Linked DNA regions of Mus musculus: regions 1 and 2 are each linked to region 3. A link is a loop called in an ENCODE intact Hi-C map of the cell type or tissue named here. Cell type or tissue: heart. All regions are shown on one strand.

The links. A loop is a pair of places that touch in the nucleus more often than their neighbours do. Peaks named below come from ENCODE experiments on the same cell type or tissue, not always from the same donor. Only the 100,000 strongest peaks of a DNase experiment are listed, where the experiment ranks them.
Region 1: a loop joins it to region 3, with 4 times the contacts of the local background. A loop is called at or near these places in 13 of 42 quality-filtered maps.
Region 2: a loop joins it to region 3, with 6 times the contacts of the local background. A loop is called at or near these places in 5 of 42 quality-filtered maps.

The regions. Positions count from the first base shown.
Region 1 is chr13:92,732,322-92,734,821 of GRCm38, reverse strand. No RefSeq gene overlaps it. Among named protein-coding and RNA genes, the nearest start is that of Gm41018, 26 kb to the right of the region's middle. In heart, a CTCF peak has its summit at 1,297; no DNase peak of the experiment used is centred here; H3K27ac peaks cover 495 bases.
Region 2 is chr13:92,220,573-92,223,072 of GRCm38, reverse strand. It overlaps Msh3 (mutS homolog 3), which reads left to right. Exons shown (of 24, transcript NM_010829.2): 22 at 1,988-2,117. Among named protein-coding and RNA genes, the nearest start is that of Rasgrf2, 90 kb to the right of the region's middle. In heart, a CTCF peak has its summit at 1,277 (motif pointing right); no DNase peak of the experiment used is centred here; H3K27ac peaks cover 238 bases.
Region 3 is chr13:91,907,392-91,909,891 of GRCm38, reverse strand. The region is part of intron 19 of Rasgrf2 (RAS protein-specific guanine nucleotide-releasing factor 2); the gene reads left to right. Among named protein-coding and RNA genes, the nearest start is that of Gm46435, 16 kb to the left of the region's middle. In heart, a CTCF peak has its summit at 1,492 (motif pointing left); a DNase peak (open chromatin) is centred at 1,471; H3K27ac peaks cover 207 bases.

The DNA of each region.
Region 1 (2,500 bases), 820 kb before region 3:
CAGAAGTCCCTTGAGTTCCACAAGAAAAGGGCACCGCCTTCTTCTCCAATCACTCTGGTTGTAGCTATGAAAGTAATGGGTGCTGTGATCAATTTGGCCACACTTTTGGACTGGATTTTACCCCATTTTGAATGTGAGTGAGTGAGTGAGTGAGTAAGTGAGTGAGTGGTTCTCTGCTTGTCTATACAAGGGAAAGCCCATTGTCTGCCTGCTCGCCCAGATCCAATTTGATCATTAATGCCAGTAGTTACACCTGTGACTATAACAATCATATTGGAAAGCCTAGAGACACATGCTCACCAACCACACCATGTACAAGCTGGGGCAGGCCTCTGAAGGTAGCACCCCAAGGCTGACACGTGACCAGCACACTGAAGTGCGGGTCGTGAACCTTACTCTGGAGAAATGCCGCAGTGGAGGACCCCAGCCTAGGACCCTGGCTCTAACTCAGGCGCACTTTCTCCTGCTGGTGCCCGCTTCAAAGTGGCAATTCCAAACGGCCTATCATCTGGATCTGTATTTGGCAGCTCTGTGCATTCATTAGACATTTTATCTGGTCCCCTACAGAGAGTCCCAGTACATCAGCTCTCTGAGCTCCTTGAACACGGCAGCCTCTTTATTCCTGCCTGAGCCATTCTGTAGCCAACATCTATCTGCGGCATTATGTGAGGTGCGGTGTGTGGTCTGAGAAGTGATACCGGTCATTAAGATGGAGAAGAGAGAAAGAGTCGTGGTCATCGGTGCCTATGAGAGAAGACCCACGGCTGGGCCTTGGCTCTGGTGAGAAAGACCAACAGCCGGTGCCTGGCATGTCTCCGGGGACCTGGAATGACGTGTGCCTGGGCACAGCTTGCATCTCTGGCCCAAGAACCAGCTGGCACCAATAGAGCAAAGAGAGGGTCCCGAGTTTGTTCAGCCAGCTGGCAACATCCCAGCCCTATCTATCCCTCAACCATCTGGAAAATGGAAATGAGACCTCTGCTTGCTACCGAGTTCCTGGGATTTACTCATGAAGCCCCCACATACCTAGAGGAGGCTGCCCTGGTTTAAACTCTTGCTCGGCCTCTTTTGCTCGAAATAGCGAAAGTGACCCATAAATCGGTGCTCTCTGCCAGCAGCTGTGAGGGTCCTTGCCATTTCTGCTCTCCCACCCCATTGAAGGGAAGCCCCCTGCAGGCTCCTGCTGTGGGCCAGCCTCGTCTCTGAAGCAGAGAGTCCAACATCAGATCCAGCGGCTTTTGACTGGGGCTGAACGTCTGCTAGTATGGGTGCCGCTCCTTGCTCTATGGCGCCCCCTGGCTCTCAGCCAGGTTGCCCTGAATGCATATTCTGACTAGAGACAGGGAGGCAGAGCTTCTGCATGCCCCACATGCTTCCCGATCATGCAGATGTCACTGGTCCAAGTAAGAAGTGCTAGACAGCACAGCGGGAGGAAACTTTAGCCCAAAATGCATTCACATAGAAAGCTGGGCTCCTGGCCTAGCTGCTGGGTTAGAGCCCAGTGTAACGTTCTCTTAGATGTTCCAGACTGTGCAGAAATGGACCAGAAAGCCACGTCACTTGGCCTGCCCATCATTCCTCACGGCAGCAGTGGCACACAGCCTCGGAAACTAGGTGGCATTTAGCTGGGTATTCAAGCCAGACCCAGCAGTTCATCTTCAGTTGGGACTCTGGGATCTGTGGCCGAGGACAGCCCTGTCTAGGAATGTACCTGAAAAACACCACAGTCCTTTCCCTGTGGCTTTGCTAGACTTACCCGCCTCCCTCACCCACTCCAGCTCCAACAGGGTCCGGCCAAGCCTGGGGTGGATTCCTTCTGGTTAATTGCTTTTTTTCCTGGCAGGGTCTCTAAGTTCATGGAATCTGCCTCTTGTCAAAGGCAGAGTGTCAGTTGACCATTGAGCACAGGCTGCAGCTAGTCATGGGCACTCATTTTTCATTAGCAGCTCTCTTTCTTCTCCATACTTACTACGGTCCTACCACTCACTTTAGAATGTTCAGGAAAGTGGTGAAAATAAGACTGAGTCCGACATCAGATCCAGCTCCCTGCCAGCCTGCCCAACCTCCTGGCCTGGCCCAGCTCTCAGACCTGGATCAGTGTCCACCGTTTGGAAAATGACTTTCCGATCTGTGCAGTGTATAGTTGTGATTTGTATTCACGTCTGCACAGGTTCCACCGCCCCTGAAAGTTAATCCTGCAGCCTGCCATGCTGATCTGCACAGCCTTTGCCCGTTGCCTTTGGTACTGGACTGTGAGCTCCCATGACTTTCATCCCAGCGTTCCCAGGACTGACCCTGGACGAGCACACCCTGTGCCGGTTTTTCCAGCTACCCTCTCTGTGCTGCTAAACGGTGTGAATTCAGATACACAATCGATCACTACTCCACTTGATACGAAGTTGACCATCCACAGAAGCTTGCTGTCAAGTGGCCCTGTCTAGGAGTTGTGCACACCGTTTTCAAGTGAATGGGGTAGACACAAAATCCCATCTTATAGAGC
Region 2 (2,500 bases), 310 kb before region 3:
ATATTGTTTGAAGCTAGCATATTATAATAGCATACATTTAAATAGGAGATGATTAACAAGTCTGTTATCTTTTGTGGAGAGACATGAACTCTGGTCTCATGGTTATTGTATAACTATAGTTGTAAAGCCTTCATGTAATGCCTGCATGCCCCCTTCCCCTTCTGTATGTGTGTATGTGCAAGGAGTGTGCATGTGTGTATGTGTGCATGTGCAAGAAATATGCACGTGTGTATGTGTGCATGTGCAAGGAATGTGCATGTGTGTATGTGTGCATGTGCAAGGAATGTGCATGAGTGTGGAAGTGTATGTGGATAGTGAGCCCCATGGAGTCTCCGGGGAAAGAGACTACAAACTCACAGCACCACACCCAGCTTTTTACATGTGTGGCAAGCACTTCACTACCTTTGTCAATGAACTAAATAGCCAGAGGAGCTCCGGGTTTTGTCCAGACATTTATTAGGATGACATGATAATGATAACATGCACCTTCCCCGTAAAACACTTTCCTTTTTTTTTTTAATCCTAATTTGAAAAGCTACATCTCACTACATATGGTAAAGGTTTGGTAAAGTCCCCTTTTACCACCAACACATTTTAACAGCTGCTTGACCTCCAGGAGGAAGTTACAGCAGAATGAGTTTGCCAGCCCTGAAGTCTAGTTCATAATTTCTGCTGTGCTCTACTGTGTCCGTGGTGTGACTGTTAGTGAATGAATGTCACTGCTCACCGGGATTCCGTCATAGCAACTCTGGGTGTTGTTCAATTCCATCTTTGCTAGCTGTGACAAGCGTGTCAGTGGGAGTAGCTGTCATCTGAAGGTGGGACAAGGGCTACAGGACTCCCTGCTAATGTCGCTCACACAGAAGCTGGAAAGCTTGGTGCTGGCACTTAGCTGGGCCTTCTGCTCTCTTTTCTGGGTCTCTTGGGCATCTGTAATAAAACGAAGCCAGGCTTCCTCAAAGGAAAGCAGTTCAGAGACCCAGAGAGAACAGGAATGCTATCCCTCACATCATGGTTGCACACTGTTGCTGCAGCCTGTCCCTTCCACCGTCTAGCAGGCTCAGCATTCTGTTGAGTCTCTAGATCAAGTTGGGAAGAACCACCGTTGACAGCAGTGACACTTCCTAAGCCTAGCATGGCCAGGCTTCTCTGTACTTAGCTGATCTTTGATGCCTTTTCTCAGAAACACAAAGTTTTTGTTCAGTGTGTTTTTAATTTTTTTAAAATTTTTTATATATTTTATGTGAGTACACTGTAGCTGTCTTCAGAAGCACCAGAAGAGGGCATCGGATCCCATTACAGATGGCTGTGAGCCTCCATGTGGTTGCTGGGAATTGAACTCAGCACCTCTGGAAGAGCAGTCAGTTCTATATTTTTGTTGTGGTTTTGCCCACGTATTTAACTTGAATGGTGCCTGTATAGATGAAACTTAGTTTTTGTTTTGTTTACTAAATTTCAAATTCCTCTTTTTAATTTCTGGTAATAAGAAAGCAGTTAAATTTGTGTGTTAATCACAGTGTTAATGTCATAAAGGACAAAGAAGAGGGGGGAAAAAGCATTTTTGATACTTAAGAAGACATATGAGTCATACTCTGTTAGTAAGTTTCTTATTTATAGGAATTTTATTCTGGTTATATAGGTGATGTTATCTGCAGCTAATTGTCAAATGATTATGACTGAGGCTGTGGCTCAGTGGCAGAGCCCTTGCCCACTGTGCGAAAGCCCTGGGTTCAGTTGTCAGTACTGCGGGAGGGAGAGGTGATTCAGGAAACATGTCTGTGCTTGCGTGCTTATGGGTGTGAGCGTGCATGCGCATGCATGTGTGTCTGTTTGCCCATCTGCCTTTATAGGCTAGAGAAAGGGAAGGAACGTGTCAAGATATTAATTTGTTGTCTAAGCCAAGAGTATATGGTAGTTTTTGTTCTTGTAGCTTTTATAAAGATTTGAAATTTTAATCAAAACAACACTATATGTCTTACTGTTTTAGGTGAAATCCTTAACACTGTTCGTTACCCACTATCCACCAGTCTGTGAACTAGAAAAATGTTACCCAGAACAAGTGGGGAATTACCACATGGGATTCTTGGTCAATGAAGATGAAAGCAAGCAGGACTCAGGTAAGAGAGCCCTTGCATAGCACAGGCAAATAGTCCTGCCTTTCAGTTTGCTAACTCAAGGCTTATAGGAGTTTGAGCTTATTGCTTATTAAGAATATAAGCTGTGAGTGTCCATTATAAAGAACATTTGTCAGTATTCATTTGCTTTAAGTTTTGAGTTGCATAGAGTGTACATCTATATGTTTGCAAACTCAGTCCTTCCCTGTTTAAAAAGCAACCCTTGTTCCAGAAGGAGGGGTTCCTCTTAGTCCCCACAGTTTTCCTTGGTTTTTATCCTAGGATAACATAGCCAAGTGCAGAGGATCTTTAGTCATCTTTAAAGTGTTCACCACCTCCCCAGTGTCACTTTACACCGATTACTTACCACCAGCCATATCCCGTAG
Region 3 (2,500 bases):
CCGCTGGACTCATCGGAAGAGCTGAGAATGGAGTGAGGGCCCATGGGCTGGATCCAGCCAGGGCCTAAGGAAAAGTGGGGAGGAGAGCTCTGGCTGGGTCCCACATAGAGGAGAGAGTCCTTGGCTTGGCTTGGTGGAAGCCATGGTTGGGAGAGCTGAGAGACTGTCTGTGAGAGATTAGCATTCGGCTCTTTAGATGAAGGCCTGTTCCATTGCTCCCCACAGAGGATCCTGACGAAAAGAGACAGTCCATGGCTTTAAGACATTTATTGTTATGGCAGAGAGTTGTGATAAGTAAAACTGTACCCCACCTTCTCAGGACAGGCCCGAGGTTAAATACCTTTTGTAGGGAGGAATGTCTGGGAAGGGAAGTTTACTGGATAAGCCCTTCAGAACTTTAGGTACCTCATTAAAATGGAGATCTGTGGTGAGGCTACATGACCTGTGGTTTTCTACCTGTGGAGGGGCTTGGGACGTTGCCCTTACGTGACTGATGGCCACAGGCCTATGGAGAGCTGCTGCCTCATGTTAGGGGCCTGGCATCGAGGAGCGTGGCAAAACACCTACCATCCCTTGCAGGGTCACCTGTGGGGTCACCAGGGTTTCAAACCTAGCTCAACCAGAAGCCAGGCTGCCTTTCATGGTTCCACATATCCCCAAGCCAGTCTTACTAGTAGTGGGTCCATAGTTGTTCCCTTCTGAAGGACTGTAGTGGCCAGCACTATAGGAGTCCAGATCAGGGTCTGCTTTTTGCTGCCTCTTGAAGTTTGAATGAGAGGCTCTGTACATCTGAGGCTCTGTACTTTGCTCACTTGAAATGGTACTCACACCTAGCATGGGGTGAGCTGGCACCAAGCCCGAGGCAGTCATTGTCAGCCTCATCTCCCTGGTTCTTCTCTTGGCAATCACTGTGAGTAAGTGTCCATTGTGCGCAGTCCCACCTAGAGACTTTTAACCCGCTCTCTCTGGCTTCTGCCTCTTTGCTGTGCTTAGATTGTCTCAGCCTCCACTGCTGCTCTAAGTCTCAGCAGAACATCACCCGGTCCCTTCTGTTCCCCATCACCTTCTCAAGTCTGTGCTCTAGGTGTCTTTAGCTACTGTTTCCTCCATCAGCCCATCTGCCCATCCACCTGCCCATACAGGTGCTCTGCCTTCCCCAGCACCTGCATATTGACTTTCTCGACAGTTGTTGTCAAAAGAATAAGAGACAGATTGAAATGTGGCACTCCATATTTCCTGGGGCCCTCATTTTTCTTCTTAGTTTTTCCTTTTTCCTCTTTTCTTTTCAACCCCCTAATGTTTCTGTCTCAGTGCCCGTGATTCATTCATTTGAAGCAGAGGGACATGGAGATCCTGTGGAAATAATGACTTCGGAAATAGGCTCAGAGACTTCCTCTGGTCTCAGGTCCTGCTCCCCTGCTGTTCACCAGACAACTGGACAGATCCAGCGCTGGTACCTCCCAATAGTGTGGTGGCCCAGCAGTGCCATCTTGTGGACAATGAGCTTCACTGAGACGAGGCTCGTGAAATGCAGCCAAAATTATTTTCTATGATGCAACGCAATCAGCCAGACTTATAAATATCCTCTCTCTGGATTTAAATAGGGGGAAATGCCTTCCCTTCCTGATTTATATTTCTTTTTCATTAGAAAGAACATTCTATACTTTTAAAAACAAAACTTTTCAATGACCAATTGTGTATTTTTACATTCATTTGTGAATAGCATGGTATCCTGTGAGTTCATCAAAGGTTTCGGCTTTAAAGGTAAAACAAAAGTAGTGTAATGTCTTGATCCTGAAACTTTGTCACTGCAGAGTTTGTTATAAGCAGAATCTTGGAGATGAAGATATAATTCAGTAGTTAAGAACACTTCCTGCTCTTACAGAGGGCCAGGTTTGGGCTCCCAGCATCTGCCTTGGTGGGTCACAACCATTAGTGACTCTAGTTCTAGGAGATCTAGTGATTACTAGACACATGCATGGTGCACATACATATGTTCAGGCAAAACACGCATACATATAAAATAAAACAAATCTGAAACAACAATTCAGTCTCCTTGCCTTTCCAAACATCTGGACCAGACGATAAGTGTCCACCATCCCAACCCCAGTGACTACTGTGCACCCAGAAGTTTGAGCAGCACAGGTAACCGGAGTCAGATGAAAATTCTGTGTCTTGCTCATGTGATGGTCCCTTCCCAGCTTCAGCAGCTTATGCATTACAAGGGATGCCAAGAACTTGCCCCTTGTCCCCTGTTTCCTGCTTCCTCCACAGCCTAGCTGGTGAGGAAGAACTGAATTCATAGGATTCTTCATGGCAAAAAAAAAAAAAAAAAAATCCCAGGCAGTAACAGCAAACACAAAAGTCACTATTTGTGTGAAGGATCTGAGAATATGATTATGTCAGCCATGTTGCATGAGAACAAATATTCAGAAATAACCATGCACCATGCTTCAGACAGCCATCAGCAAAATTTTCACATCATCTTTTAAAAGGGTGC